Regions from separate parts of the Homo sapiens genome. Here region 2 is linked to region 1. The links are chromatin contacts, found by Hi-C or POLR2A ChIA-PET in ENCODE. All regions are on one chromosome and are shown on one strand. The core of a region is the stretch at or near the end of the contact, and the rest is flanking DNA. Distances in the headings are between cores, read along the strand shown.

What was found. A loop is a pair of places that touch in the nucleus more often than their neighbours do. ChIA-PET counts read pairs that join two places held with the same protein, here RNA polymerase II (POLR2A). Pooled maps may share reads with other maps.
Region 2: a loop to region 1 is called in a pooled map, with 2.3 times the contacts of the local background. The contact joins the enhancer-like site here to the promoter of KCNJ4 in region 1. A Hi-C loop is called at or near these places in 1 of 50 pooled maps. POLR2A ChIA-PET finds 5 or more read pairs at or near these places in 2 of 52 experiments (T-cell and activated T-cell).

Annotation. Positions count from the first base shown.
Region 1 is chr22:38,449,501-38,457,424 of GRCh38, reverse strand. KCNJ4 (potassium inwardly rectifying channel subfamily J member 4) reads left to right here and starts at 2,226. Exons shown (of 2, transcript NM_152868.3): 1 at 2,226-2,445. It overlaps LOC124905116 (a long non-coding RNA gene), which reads left to right. Exons shown (of 2, transcript XR_007068096.1): 2 at 1-103. RefSeq lists enhancers at 4,330-4,948, 4,949-5,568.
Region 2 is chr22:38,369,856-38,377,779 of GRCh38, reverse strand. All of the region lies in intron 3 of TPTEP2-CSNK1E (TPTEP2-CSNK1E readthrough), which reads left to right. It also overlaps the pseudogene TPTEP2. Among named protein-coding and RNA genes, the nearest start is that of TPTEP2-CSNK1E, 25 kb to the left of the region's middle. Within about 2 kb of position 3,224, at least 6 of the 41 ENCODE cell types and tissues checked have a DNase peak (open chromatin) inside an H3K27ac peak, as active enhancers do.

The DNA of each region.
Region 1 (7,924 bases), core at 977-3,476:
GTATTTCTTGTGCATCCACCTCACTTAATCTACCCCTTGGGAATGGAGGACGTTAGGGTCCTCAATTTACAGACAGATTAAATAAAAACTTGTTCAAGGTCAAGTAGCTCCTAGGTGCTTTTGAGCCTAGGTTAGCCTGACTCCTCATCCCACTAAGCAAGAACCATACTTGTGCCCCGCCCAGGGGCTGGTATGTGGTGGGTGCCTAGTGCTGGTTGAATGAATGAGTGGGTGATAAATGACTTCTGCTGGGGTCATCAGGAGGCCTTCTCAAGGAAGTGGCACTGAGGCTGGGCTTGGGGAACAGCAGGAATTCTCTGGGCAAAAAAGGTGGAAGGATATCTTAGTGAGGAGGAACAGTGCGTGCAGGCAGAGAGGTGTGGAGGCCTGTGGCGTGTTCTGGAATCTGTGGAATCAGGGTGTACCTGTGGATTTATGGGATGTGGGATGCCGGATAAGGTGGGGCCTGACTATACCACACTGAGGAGTTGGGACTGAATCCTTTTGAGTAGGGAGAGCCCACGAGGAAGGGAAACACTTGTGGTGGTTTGTGTGTTGCTGTTCTTATGCTGACATCCTCGAGGCTCAGGAGAGCCAGAGGGGATTTCAGATTTCATCAGTTCTCCACCTGGCTTTGGGGTGCCTCGGTCTCTCCCTCTCTGTAATGGGGCTAGTCGGTGATGGCCAGACTCCCAGGGAAGTTTTGCTGGCTGTCTAACTGCAGGTGTTCTCTCGTCCTACCACCCTGGAAGGAGGAGCACTTTCCCTCCTGTCTCCTCGGAGGGCTAGAGTGACGTGGCAGGATGGTCAGGATGTAGCTGGCTAGACAGGTGCTGTGGGTGCTGGGGGTTCCCTGACACCCCAGAGTGTGGGGCCCAGGCCTGACAGCTTGGGGTAATGGAGAGCGACAGAGAATAAGAGACTAGGGTTTGGCCTGGCTTTGTCATCTCTGGGTGACCTTGGCCGAGTTTCTGACCCTCTCTGGTACCCAGTCTCGCCATCTGTAAAATGGGGCAGTGGTGACTGAGTGATCGCGAGGGTCCCTCCAATAGGGCCCCCTCAGACTCCCAGAGTGAGGTGCTTCGGGTCCTTGACCGGCGGTACTTTGGGAGAGTACGAGGACCGCTAAGGAGAGGGGCGGACTCCGTGGGACCCCAGAGGGACCAGCTCCCACCCACCCCCCTTCCCGGCTCGGAGGAACCCTCTCCACCTGCCCCCTTTTGGGGGGGGGGCACAAAACCCGGGAGCGGATCCAGGAACGGGTTCTGGGAGGAGCGCTCCTGGGGCGAGGAGGAAAACCCGGGCAGGATCCAGGGCAGGAGCGGGGCCAGCAGCCCCCCGCCCCAGCCCCTGCTCCGCGCCGCGGGCCCCGCGGGAGGGGGCTTGAGGCCGGGTTAGGCCGAGGGGCGGGCAGGGCGGGGTCCCGCGGGCAGCCGGGGCTCCCGGGCTGGGGGGCGCGCGGCCTCCGCAGTGGGGCGCGGGTCACGTGTGAGGAGGGGCGAAAGTCTCGCAAAGCGGGGCGGCGTGCCGCGAGTTGGGAGTTCTCGGCGCGCCGCGGGCGGCGGGAGCTCGGGCTCCCGGGCGAGCCGGGGACGCGGCCAAGGCGGGGGCCGGGGTCCGAGACAGAGGGGGCCGCACGGAGAGTGGGAGGGGGAGAGACAGAGAAGGACAGGGGCCGCGAGGGAGACGGACAGAGACGCGCAGGGGAGAGAGGCAGCGCGGGCAGAGGGAGGCGGGGGGAGGCCGGCGGGCGACCGCGACGGAGACGGAGACCCCGCGGGCAGAGGGCGAGCGGGGCCGCAGGAGGCAGGGAGGCCGGGAGAGGGACCGGGACGCGAGCGCGGCGGAGACCCCGGCGGCAGGAGAGAGACGCGAGAGCGGTCGGGGAGGTGGCGACAGAGCCCGGCCGGCGGGGGCGGGGAGGGCGACCCCAGGCCGGGAGGCCGAGGGGTCGCGGGGCCGGGGCCGAGCGCAGCGGGGCCGGGAGTGGAGCGCAGGGCCGGGGGCAGAGCGCGCGAGCAGGAGCGGGTGACAGCGAGGGAGCTGGGCGCAGCGGGGGACGGCGGCGGGGAGGGCGCCTGCAGCGGGGGTGGGGGGCGCGGGCGGCGGGGCGCCCCGGGCCCCCGGACCCCCGCGCTGTGAGCCCGGCCGGGCCCGACGATGCTGACGCCGAGGCGGCGCCGAGGGCGCGGCGCGGGGCAGCGCTGAAAGTTGGGCGGCCCGCGGGGAGCGGCGCGGGACGGCCGGGACGCGCGGAGACCCCAAGACCCACGCGCAGACCGAGCGGCAGCCGGGGAGGGGAGCGCGGGCCGGCCGGCCGAGTTCGCGGGCAGGGGGCGCCGGGACTCCCCTTTCCGCGCCCGGGACGCCGCCCGCCGGATCGCGCCTTGGGATGTAGCGCCCGCTCGCCGCCTCCCGGACTCTCGTCGGACCCTCCGCCCAGCGGTAAGCCGCGCTCGCCCACCCCGGGCGCTGTCCGTCAGTTTGTCCCGCCGCGTGCGTGTCTGTGTGTCCCGGGCCCGCCGCTCCGGCCCCGCCCGCTCCGCACCTGATCCGGAGCCGGGTCCCGGCTGCCCGGCGCCGCGCGCGCGGTCCCGTGACTCCCCGGGAGCGGGCGGGCTCCACGGGCGGGCTCTGTCCGTCTGTCCGTCTGGGAGCGTCGCGGTCTGGGTTGTGGCCTGGAAAGGGGGAGAGAGGTGGGTGGAAGGGGTCTTGACCTCCTGCCCCAGCCATGACCTTTCCCTGCCTCCACCCACCCCAGTTGTCATGCCGGGGAGCTTCAAGGCAGGTGACTTGTGGCAAGGTGGGGGATGCCGCCTTTCCGCCTCCCCAGCTGCATCCTCGTTGCAAATGGCCCTGTGATCTGAAGAACGAAATCTCACTTCTCATGTTTTGAGCACCTACTTGGCGCCACACGACCCCAGGGCGCAGGGGCAGGGATTGGTAGAGGAGGCACTGCACGTTCACAGTGATAGACACAGGCTGGGGAGGGAGGCAGAGGCTGCTTTTTCCTCCGTGTGTAGGGAGCACCCCAAGGCAAGAGAGGTCTCAATGAGCCTCCCGCAGGGAGAACTTCCCCTGCAACCTGCCAAATGTCCCCCCACCAGTGTCAGCCTCCCTGCCCCCTACCCACATTTCTGCCCCCAGTGTCCCTGCTTCAGGATGGACAGGATGCAGGGAGTTGGGAGGTGGCAAGCTGGGTGGGGTGGAGCGGCGGGCTAGAGGCAGGGCAGCCTGGCCAGCTGACAGAGCAGGGCCTCAAGAGCAGTAGAATGTTCAGCAGCAGGTTTGGGGGAAGTGGGGAACTCAGGGAGGGAGGCCCAGAGAAGGGTTGGAGCCGTGTGTGTGTGTGTTCTCCCCCACATCCAGTCCCATGACCTCCATGGCTTCAGGCCTTTTGGGGGCAGTTAGCAGGACTTTAGGGGCCCAAGAGCCTCACTGTGGCCCTGGCTTGGCCTGTGCTGAGGGGAGCAAAAGGTGGACCAGGGCAGCTGGGGTAAGAGATGGGTGCAGCATGGTGGGAACAGAGACTGTTGGCCACTGAACTGACCCATATCCCAACTGGAGTTGGAAGGGCTGAGCCTAGAACATTCCACTCCATTCTCACTGGGAGGAGGGACTCTTTCTGGGGTGTTCCACACTGGGCAGTGGGTCTCATATGTCCTCCATTCAGCCTCCCAGAAATTAGCTCAGGTGGCTGGGAGAGCAGCCCCCTGGGCTGGTCACTCTCCTCCCAACCGTCATCTTCCACATCTGTGGCATGGGGACGTCACTCCCTGCCCCAGTGACCTCCAAGGCGGGCCCTGGGCTCAATGAGCAGTGGGCTGTTCACAGGCTGGGGAAAGCACTGGGGAGATGGGAGTAAAGACTCACTTTACCTTAAGAGAGATGAACAGCTAGTGGGTGGAGGTGGGCGTGGGGCAGTGGGAATATGGCGGAAATAGCTGACGAAGGAGGAGTGTCCAGGATTAGAGGGGGAATCTGGGGTACAATTCCTCATGGCCCTTTGGGTTATCCTTGAAAAGAAAGCTCTTCTCTCAGAAAATCCTCTGGAGTGGCTGTGACCAGGCAGAGCTGGTTGAGTTTCTGCTGGGTGACCTTGGGTGGGTGGCTTGACCTCTCTGAACCTCAGTTTCTTCAACTGGAGAATAGGTATGATGATACTGACTTCATCAGGGTGTTGAGCAGTTTCCAGACTGTGTCAGGTCTGTGAAAGCCGCGTGCGCCAGCCTGGAGCATAGTAGGTTCGTAGACATTTGCGAAAGAGAGAATGAAGTAGCTCTGGGAGATGCTGTGAGAAGATGTCTTAGCTTAGGATAAGAAGGAAGGGGAGGAGGAACAGTGTAGGCTTACAGGGCGGGCTGGTTCTTAATGTGGATCTGGGGGAGGCGGGGGCGAGTGCTAAGGGGGGTGTGAGGAGGAGGGGGCCCCTCTGCGGGGACCACTGAGTCACGAGGACATGTAAGCGACATGACAACCGGCAACATGGTAACCAGGAAACTAGCGGCGGTGGGAAACAGAGCTGGAGCAGTGTGGGGTGGGGGTGGCGGGTAGGCCTGGCAGTGCCGGGCTCAAGGGGTCCGGGGAGAAGCCAGGCTGGCCCCTCAGAGTGAGGAGGGGAGGCCCCAGGGCCAGGCTAGCTGGGGAAGAGATGGGGGCCCTGAGGGGAGGGAGGGGAGGCACCTCGGGGCTGTAGGGCAGGGGGCTCCTCCTGCACCACCCCAGGCTCCTCTCTGCTCCTCCACATCTCCACTTTTCATGCCTCTCCCCCTAGGATGCCAAATTTGGCTCACGCAATCTGTCGTCTCTCTTCTGAGATTGGCACCGGGACGAAAGCCGAGTGCATTACATCACCACCGCCGCCGCTCCCCCTGCACGAGGAGAGCAGTAGGGGAGGGCCAGAGGGCCGGGGGCAAGTGGCCAGCCCTCAACTTTCTTTCCTGTCTTCCTGCTCACTCTTCCCATCTCAGCCCTAGATGCTCGGGGGCTTCTGGGGGCAGCGGCTAGAGGCAGGACGTGGGCTCCAGTCTTGGGGAGATCCCAGGACCAGGGCAGAAAGTCAGGTCATGTTGCCAGCCCCCTGTCTGGGTGGAGCCTGGGGGCAGGGAGGCTTGGTTCAGGACCCTGGTCTGTCAGTGCCTTGCTCTGTGACCTTGGGCAGCCCCTTGCCTCATGTGGAGTCCACATCTGTATAGAGAACGGCTGGCCACTTAAGATCTTGGCGATTCTCCTGAAAGAAGGTGCCCTTAAGTTCTGCGGCTCTCCTGGGCCCAGAGGAGGGAGCCCTGGATTTCAAATCACCCTCTGTGACCTTGAGCAATTGGCTTCAATGCCTCATGCCTCCATCTCCCCACCTGTAAAATGGGGATGACAGAATCCTCAAAGGCAACAGCTATGAAAGCAGGAGACAGGAGTAGAGATAAGGCCTCTGACTCTGAAACCATAGACACTCAGGGGCCCGTGGATCCAGCATGCTGGGCAGGGGTTGGACAGGGTAGAGTGGGAGGGTGCCTGGATTCAGACAGAAGGTTTGGAGCTTAAATCACTGGTCTGATGCCTTCGTTTTACAAAAGTGGAAACTGAGGCCTGAGGGGGAAGTAGACCCATCAGGGTCACAGTGATGGTTTGTGGGCGGAGGAAGCAGAGCCAGGGCCATTGTTTTACAAAAGTGGAAACTGAGGCCTGAGGGGGAAGTGGACCCATGAGGGTCACAGTGATGGTTTGGGGGTGGAGGAAGCAGGGCCAGGGCCTGAATCCAGGGCTTCTGGCTCCCAGCTCTATCTGGAAGCAGACAGACAGATGTCCCTGTGTAACACTGTGGCAAGCCCAGACAGGACCCAGGAGCTTTGAGGGCCCAGCTCTGAATTCGGCCACCTCCTTTCTCCCTCCCTTCTCTCCAGATCCCCTCACCCCACTGTCCTTGGGCACTAATCCCCTCCCTCTATTGGTCTCTTTGAAGAACTCCTTTCAGTCTCATTTTAAAGCCAGTTTCAGGCAGTCCCAGGCAAGGACAGGTTGGATTTGGGGTTAACTGGAAGCTTATGCTCCATTCTAGAAAATTCCCAGAGCTGGAGGTGGAGCAAGATAGGGAGCAGCTGTGGTTGTTTTGTGAGATAGTGGGCTCCTCAATCCTAGAGGTATTCAAGCAGAGCCAGATGAGCACCTGCCAGGTGACTCTCGCCTTACGGGTGAGGCCGAATAACATCCCCACTTCCAAAATCCTAGGAGTCTTTGGTGTTTCCCAAAGAGGAGCTGGGAAGCAGTGCCCATCGCTTCCCCGCTTCCCAGCGAGGAAACACATTTGCTCGCCAGGCACTGGGCTAGGAGCTTTTGCAAATTCCCATTTAATTCTCCATGGCAATGTTGATTTGATGTCCCCGTGTTATAGATGGAAGGGCCATGGCTCAGAGAATCTATGTGATTTGTCCAGGGTCACACAGTAAGACAGCAGAGGAGCCTGGGTGTGAGTTCAGACTAGTCTGATTCTCGGGGGCTGTCTCTGGGGCTTCCCTGGGGAAAGAGTGGAAAACGTTCCTCCCTGGGGCTGGGGCTTGGCAGGAGATGGTCTAGACGCCCCCACAGCGTGACACCCCCTCAGGGATCCTCTGGCTCCTCTGGGGGCTCCATTCTGAAGACAGATACCACCATGCATCTTAGGGGAGAACTCATTTCATAGATGGGAAGACTGAGGCCCAGAGACAAGGAATGACCTGCCCGAAGGTGCCCAGAGAGTTAGATTAGGGCCAGGCTGCCTGTCTCCTGGCCCAGGGCTCTGTCCCCTGTGCCAGTGAGTGAGGAGGGGCCTTTGGGCTGACGGTGGTGGCATGAGGTGTGAGGTCGGGAATGCAGAGGGCTGAGAGAGGGCTGGCTCCAAGCTAGGGCTGCAGGAGGAAAGTTATCGGCGCAGGGAGAGGGGAGCAGAAGGGAAATGGCACATGTGCTACAGAGCCTGGTGAGGTCAGTGGGACCTGGCTGGCAGGAGAGGGTCTTGGAGACAACTTCCTTGGGTGGCTCTCTGTGTGACCTTAGGTCAGTCCCTCACCCTCTCCGAGTGATGTCCACCCATCCATGTGAACCTGGGCTGAAAGATCTATTTCCACCGAGTAGCTGTGGTTGGGCTGCTGTCGAAAAGCGCTCCTCCCAACGATGGGAGGACTGTGGGTCCTGGCAAGGGGCAGGCGGGAATCCTAGGGGTTGGCATAACCTTTAAGCCTCCTCTGCGGACTCAGCCCTCCTTGGGGTGTGGGGGATCGCCAGTCACAGCCCTTCTTCTCCTTTTCATCTTTATTTTTCTCCTGTTCCCTCTTCCCCTCGCTACGTGGGCTGATCGCTGCTCAAACTTTTAATTCAGATGGTAATTGAAATAATAATATGGGCTGAGGCCCCTCTGCTTGTGACGCTGCAGCTGGTGGAGCTCGGCTATGAATAGACCTTGAGTCACACACGCGCGCTCCTGCAGGCGCGCACACGGGCGCTCACGGGGTGGTGGGTGGGGTGCAGCATGGGGAGCAGGGGTGAGCTCACGCTCTGGCTTGCTCTGGTCTTGGCCCCCCACTCCCAAAGGTCTTGACCAATCCTGGCCCCGTGGCCCAACACGGGGTCCCTGTCGTGAACCTGGAAGACTTTGGACATAGATGATTCTCATTTACAGAAGGGGAAACTGAGGCTCAGCAAGGGGAAGTGGCTGGCTGGAAACAGGCTGGATTTGAATGGATGGGTTTTGCCTGATTCTAAGACCACTGTTCTCTGTTGGGACACACAGGGTGGGAAACCGGTGGGGAGGAGTGCTGGCGTGTGGCCCCTGCCCCTCCCTCTGCACCCGTTGCCCCACCTGCTCGCAGCCCCCTTTCAGCCTGCGCGTGCATGCTCAGGCACAGACACAGGCACACACGCATGCGCATGCGTGAGGGCTGCTCAGATGGCT
Region 2 (7,924 bases), core at 1,975-4,474, 81 kb after region 1:
GCTATGTTCATTTTTAATCCTTTAGCTATTACCCCATTGAATTAAAAAGAGTAATGTGTGGTAGAGTCATCAATGATGGGCGAGATTTCAGAATACGGAGAGAAAGAAGAGAGGCATATATTAAGATTGGTAAAATTCACTCACAAATGAAGTAATAAAGAACTGCACTTAAATTGTGATTCATTAGATTGTTTGTTAAGGCCCAAGAGCACCTTTACATAATATAAGGTTTTCTTCTAGGAAAAAATGATATATTAATAGTAGATTCCAAATCATTGACATATACATTTTCAGAGTTCAGCCAGTTTATAAATGTAGAGCAATTGTACATAATTTCAACCAGAAAAGTATGTCTCTGAAGTCACTTGACCTGATGTGTACATTTTTAATCGTTAGCACTGGCCCGGATAAAATGGCATCAGTAGTCTTTCGCTAATTTGATATATCTTTGATATAACTCACCTTTCAATGGTGGTGTCATTGAAAACTACTGATGTTATTAATTTGGGTCAGTGCTAAAGGATATATCCACACACACACAGACATATAACACGTATATATGTGTGTGTGTATATATATACACAGATATATCTTTTAGCTATATATGTAGTATACATAGATATATAAATATGTATTTGTGTGTATATATACACATATCTATATACATATCTATATACATGTCTACATATGTGCATATTTAAATGTGTGTATATATATCTATATATAGATATATTCTTTAGCACTGACCCAAATTAATAACATCAGTAGTCATATATATATCCTTTAATATACATATGAGCATGTGCGTATATATATATATGTAAACATATGTATATATCCTTTAGCATATATATGTATATATACACATATATAGTTTATATATACATACATGTGTGTGTATATGCAGGTATATCTTGTTTTATTGTGCTTTACTTTATTGCCCCTCAGATGTTACTTTTTTGTAAACTGAAGGTTTGTAGCAACCCTACATTGAGCAAGTCTCCTGGTTTTATTTTTCCAACAGCGTGTTTTCACTTTGTGTCTCTGTCACATTTTAATAATTCTTGCAATATTCCAAACTTTTTATTATCATATCTGTTATGGTGATCTGTGATCAGTGATCTTTGATGTTACTATTGTAATTGTTTTGGGGCAACACGAACCATGTCCATATTAAGATGACAAGCCTAATCAATGACATGTTTGTTCTGACTGCTCCACTGACTAGCCATTCCCCCATCTCTCTCCTTCTCCTTGGGCCTCCCTATTCCCTGAGACACAACAATATTGAAAGTAGGCCATTTAATAAGCCTATGATGGTCTCTGAGTGTCCTAGTGAAAGGAAGAGTCACATGTCTCTCACTTTAAACCAAAAGCTAGAAATGATTGTGAGGAAGGCTAGACTTCTTGCACCAGTTCAGCCAAGTTGTGAATGTAAAACAAAAACAAAAACAAAAACAAAACAGAAAAGCCAAAAAACTTCTTGAAGAAAATTAAGACTGCTACTCCAGTGAACATACAAATGTTGAGAAAGCAAAACAGTCTGATTGCTAATATGGAGAATGTTTTAGTGGTCTGGATAAAGGATCAAACCAGCCACAGCATTCCCTTAAGCCAAAGCCTAATCCAGGACAAGGCCCTCACTCCCTTTGATTCAATGAAGCCTGGGAGAGGTAAGGAAGCTGCAGAAGAAAAGCTTGAAGCTAAAAGTTTGGTTCATGAGGTTTAAGGAAAGAAGCCATCTCCATCACATAAAAGTGCAAGGTAAACAGCAAGTGCCGTTGCAGAAGCAGCAGCAAGTTATCCAGAAGATCTAGCTGAGATAATTGATGAAGGTGGCCAAACTAAACAACACATTTTCAATGTAGACAAGATAGCCTTTTATTGGAAGAAGATGCCATCTAGGACTTTCATATTTAGAGAGGAGAAGTCAACGCATGGTTTGACATCTTCAAAGCACAGGCCAATTCTCTTGTTAGGGGCTAATGAAGCTGGTGACTTTTAAGTTGAAGCCAACAATCATTGACTATTCTGAAAATCCTGGGGCCCTTACGAATTATGCTAAATCAAGCAAGATGGGTGACTAGAGATGCCTGGTGCTCATCTCCCCTACAAGAAAGAATTGAGGCAAGAAATACACATCTAAGATTTGATTAGAATATCAAAGGGATAGTCCTGGAGTGCAGCAAAGGAGTGGAGACACACCTGTGGTGACTGGAAGTTGCCACAGCATGGAAGCACTCAGCCTGTGCAGCCCCTTCTGCCCCATCTGGATTGAATTGGCCCAGAGACAGGAGAGACTTCTCATTGCAGGGTGAAGGTAGGCAGAAGATCCCTGTCACCCCACTGCCATCACAAACACAAAGTCTTTACAACAGGAGAATCTCACAGTCTTTGCAAGCCCTCAGGCCAGTTTGGAGTATTGCCAAGAATTGACACAGCTGCATGTCCTGGACTAGGAGTACAAGGTGAAGACTTCCCACCCCCAGAGACTTAAGCTGCAGCAGCACAGCACCATCTTGAGACCAGAGTCATCTCTTGAGTGTGCCCTCCTCTGGGGGCAGTAGCCACTGTGCCTCTCCAGCACTGGAGCTTTATCTTCAGTACACCAAGCCCACATGGGTGGGTTAAAGCCACAATCCCAGCTGTGTGGAGGTTGGTCCCAGGACTGGCTGTAACTCAAGTAATGCATGCAGGGAAATCAACCCCCACCACCACACTTCCAGACAGAGGAATAATCTGCAGTCCCATCCAGGGTAAATTCACTCTTAAGACAGCCAAACCACTACATGCCCTCTCCCAAGTGGGAGAGGCCCCTAAGCCTCTGAGCAGCTGATACACCCCCAGGTCAACAGAGTGACTATGAGCCCATGCTCAGGACCTGAGAAACAGCCTTGCAGGCCCCATCCACCACAGACATGCTCCTGGCCTGCCCAGGAGCCCTCTGCCTTTAATAAGGGCCTGAGAAACAGTCCCACAGGCTGCCCCCAGCAGGCACACCACCGAGTGGGCCTTGCACCTGTCTCTCAGACCTGAGAGACAAGCAGCTGTGTATGCCCAAGTCTCAGGGCCAAGAAACAACCCTGGGAGCTTACTCTGGCCAGCAGACTGTCAGGCCAGCTAAGCAGCCACATACCTATGTCCCAGCTTGAGGAACAGCCCTTTAGGCCACCCCCGACAGAAACACTCCCAGGCCAACTAAGCAGCTGTGCGACCTTGCATGAGCCTGAGAAATAGTCCTGTATCCATTCCCAGCAGATGCACCTCCAGACCAGCCAATCAGCCATGAATGTCCATGTCCTGGACCTAAGAAAGAGCTCCATGGGCTACTCCCAGAAGACATGCCCTTAGGCCAGCCGAGCAGCCTCGTGTCCACATCCTGGCTCATAGAAGCAGTCCCCTGGGCTTCCCCTGGCAGGCACCACCCAGGCCAGCTGAGCAGCAGTGTGCCCACATCCTGAGCTAGAATAGCTCTATGGACTACCCCCAGCAGACACACATCCGGGACAGCTGAGAAGTCATTTGACTGTATCCCAGGCCTGAGAAACCCCCTTCTTGGCCAGCCCTGGCAAAGATATTTTCAGTCCAGCTTAGCAGCTATGCAGCTATATATTTGGCCCATGAGTTTCCCCCCAGCAGACTGGCCACAGGCCAGATGAGCAGCTGTGTACCCACATACCAGGTATGGGAAACAGCCCTTCAGGCCACTCCTGGAGTGCATTCTTCCAGGCCAGGCAAACAGCTGTGTGCCTGCATCCTGGGCCTGAGAAACTGTCCTGCAAAGCACATCTGGCAGTCATGCCCTGGTTGAGCAGCTGCATCCCCATGCTCCTGGCTAGAGTGACAGCACCATGGCCAGCCGCATAAAGCCATACTCCAAGTTTTCTGACCCACTGTGTGCCTGCACACACCCCTACCCTGCGAAACAGCCCAGTGAGCCCACCCCTGGCAAGGCTGCACCACCATCACTACAAACTTCCTTAACCTAGGCCACTGAGTAACTTGCAAATGTTACTAGTGTGGATCACAGCTGAATAAACTACATGGAGACTACACTTACTGCATCCATGTAGAACCAAGGCCAGTATACCCCAATGAACAGACATCCAAGACCCATTCATACAAATAAATTCATACAAGTAAACCTACTCCATAAAATTGGAAAAGGTGACTTTTTCACCAGATGCATAGAAATCAATTTAGAAACACAGCAACCGTGAAAATGCAAGAAAACATGTCACCTACAAAGGGAAATAGTAATTATCCAGTAATAGAACCCAATCATAAACATATGAAATGGCAGAAAAAAGAATAATCTTAAGGAAACTCAGTGAGATGTAAGGTAATACAGATAGACAAGTCAATGAAATCAGGAAAACATGATTTGAAAGAGAAATTTACTAAAGATACAGATATCATAAAAATAACCAAACAGAAGCCCTAAGAGCTAAACAGTTCAATGGATGAAATGAAAAAATACAATCAATGGCTTTACAGACAAGAATAAGCAGAAGAAATAATTTCTGAACTTGAAGACAAGTCTTTTGAAATAACAGGCAGGCAAAAAAGGATAAAAAAGAATGAAAAAAGCCTACAGGATTTATGGGACACCATTAATTTGATCAAATATTCATATTATGGGCATTCCAGAAGGAAAAGTGTAGAGAAAATATGAGGAAAACATATTTAATAAAATAGCATGAAACTTCCTAACTCTTGAGAGAAAGCTAGACATCTAGTTCCAGGAAGATCAAAGAACCCCAGATACATTCAACCCAGACATTATAGTCAAATTGTGAAAAATCAAAGACAAAGATATTTTAAAATAGCAAGAGAAAAGTAACACACTTATAATGGAATCCCCATTAGACTAACAGCTGATTTCCCAGCAGAAACCTTAGGCTAGAAGAGAATGGGATGATATATTCGAAGTTCTGAAAGAAAAAAAATCTTTCGGCCAAGAATATTATACCCAGCACAGCTATCCGTTACAAATGAAGACATAAAATCTGTCACAGATAAACAAAAACCAAGATAATTCATCACCACTAGACCAGCGTTACAAGAAATGCCCAAGGGAGTTTTACATCTGGAAGTAAAAAGATGATAACCACCATCATGAAAACATGCAAAACTTTAAAAGTCACTGTTAGAGTCAATACATAAAGGAGAAAGAGAAAGGAATGAAACCTTATCACTACAGAAAACTACCCAACTTCAAAAGTAAACAGGAAGAAAGGAATAAAACATATACAAAACAACCAGAAAACAATAAAACGTTGGAAGTAACTCCTCACCTACCAATAATAACTTTGAATGTTAATAGATTAAATACCCCATGAAGGATATAGACTTACTGAGTGGATTAAAAAATAAGATCCAACTATATTTTATCTAAAAGAAACTCACTTTACTGGTAAAGAAACACATAGACTGATAATGAAGGGATGGAAAAAGATATTCTGTGCAAATGGAAGCCAAAAGTGAGCAGGAATAGCTATACTTGTATCAGACAAAACAGAGTTCAAGTTAAAAACCATAAAAATTGACAAACAAGATTATTATGTAATAATAAAGGATTCAGTTCAGCAAGAAATATAATTGTAATATGTGTATAATTGTAAATATGTATGCACTCAAACACCAGATCACCTAGATATATAAAGCGAATATTACTGGATCTAAAGAGGGAGATAGACCCCATTACAATAAGAGTTGGGCACTTCGTATCCCACTCTCAGCATTGGACAAATCATCTAGACAGAAAATCAACAAAGAAACATCAGACTTAAACTCCACCATAGACCAAATGGACATAAATAACAAACATATACAGAACATCTCACCTAACAGCTGCAGAATACACATTCTTTTCTTCAGCACATGAAACATTATCCAAGATAGACCGTATGTTAGGCTACAAAACAAGTCTCAACAAATTCTATCAGGTATCTCATCTTACCACGATGAAATAAAACTAGACATTCATAACAAGAGGAACATTCAAAACTATACAGACATATGGAAATTAAACAACATGCCCTTGAGTTACAATGAGTGAAGAAAGAAATTAAGAATGAAATTTAAGAATTCCTTGAAACAAATGTAACTAGAAACACAATATACCAAAACGGGACAGAGCAGAAGCAGTTATTAAGAAGTATGTTTTTAGCTTCAACCATGTCCCTACAAAGGACATGAACTCATCATTTTTTCAGCAAACTATCGCAAGGACAAAACACCAAACATCACATGTTCTCACTCATAGGTGGGAATTGAACAATGAGAACACTTGGACACAGGAAGGGGGACATCACACACTGGGGCCTGTTGTTGAGTAGGGGGAGGGGGGAGGGATAGCATTAGGAGATAAAACTAATGTAAATGACGAGTTAATGGGCGCAGCACACCAACATGGCACATGTATACATATGTAACAAACCTGCACATTGTGCACATGTACCCTAGAACTTAAAGTATAAAAAAAAAAAGAAGTATGTTTTTAGCAATAAATGCCTGGATCAAAAAAACTAGAAAACTTTCAAATAAACCACTGAACAATTCTACCTCAAGAAACTAGAATATTAAGAACCAACCAACCCCCAAATTATTAAAAGGAAATAAATAATGAAGACCAAACAGAAATAAACAAATTTGAGGCAAAAATTACAAAAGGTTAACAACAAAAAGCAGGTTTAAAAAATATCAACAAACCATTAGCTAGACTAATTAAGAAAAAGGGAAGACCCAAATAAGTAAAATCAGAAACAAGGAAAAGAGACCTCATAACAGATATGACAGAAATAAAAATAATTATTAGAGACTATTATGAGCAACTCTACAATAAATTTGAAAACCTGGAGGAGGTGGACAAAATCCTTGACCCATACGACCTACCAAGACTAAACCAAGAAGAAATAGAAAAAAACCTGAACAGACCAAAAACAAGTAACGAGATTGAATCAGTAATAAAAAGGCTTTCAACAAAGTCCAGGACCTGATGGCTTCACCACTTAATCCTCACTTGTGAAAGGAAGAGTCATTTGCCACAGCAAACTTCATTGTTGTCCTATCTTAAGAAATTGCCTCAGCCACTCCGACCATTGGCAACCACCACTCTGATCAGTCAGCAGCCATGAACATGGAGGCAACGCCCTCCACCAGCAAAAAGACTATGACTTGCTAAAGGCTCAGGTGATCATTAGCATTTTTTAACCAATAAAGTAGTTTTTAATTAAGGTATGTACATAAGTTTTTTGAACATAATGCCATTGCAAACTTAACAGGCTACAGTGTAGGGTAAACGTAACTTTTATATGCACAGCAACCCAAAACATTAGTGTGAGTTGCTTAATGCAGTTTTTGCTTTATTGCAGTGGTCTGGAATGAAACCCACAATGTCTTTGAGATATGTCTATACACATTATTTATATATTATATATCTGTATACATATTCTTTTATATATCTTTATATACATATATATAGAAAGAGACAGAGAAAAGAAGATAAAAATATGCAAAATTCAGTGTTGGGAGTATCCATGAGGAAAGAGTTGCTGGTTAATGATTGTAATTTTCTTTCTTAAATATTAGGTCTTCCAGTGAGCTAAGTCATGTTTACTATATCCTTTAGATTCATGGGATTCTTGTTATTCAAATATATTTTTCATCACTATTTTGTGTAGCAAATATCTAAGGATACATTTTTGCATTTTTTTTTTTTGGTGGCTAAAGAATGTTAGAACGACTTTCCAAGTTTGAAGTTGGAGATGCTGAAAATGTTGCTTCATATGAGTAAGTCAGTTTGAAGTTTGAAAGGAGGGAGCTATTGATGGATCTCTTATCTTTAAACAGGGCTTCCGCTGAGGCAAGAAGGAAAAAGGGAAACTATGGAAAGATATCAAAATGTATGGGTGGGAGGGTA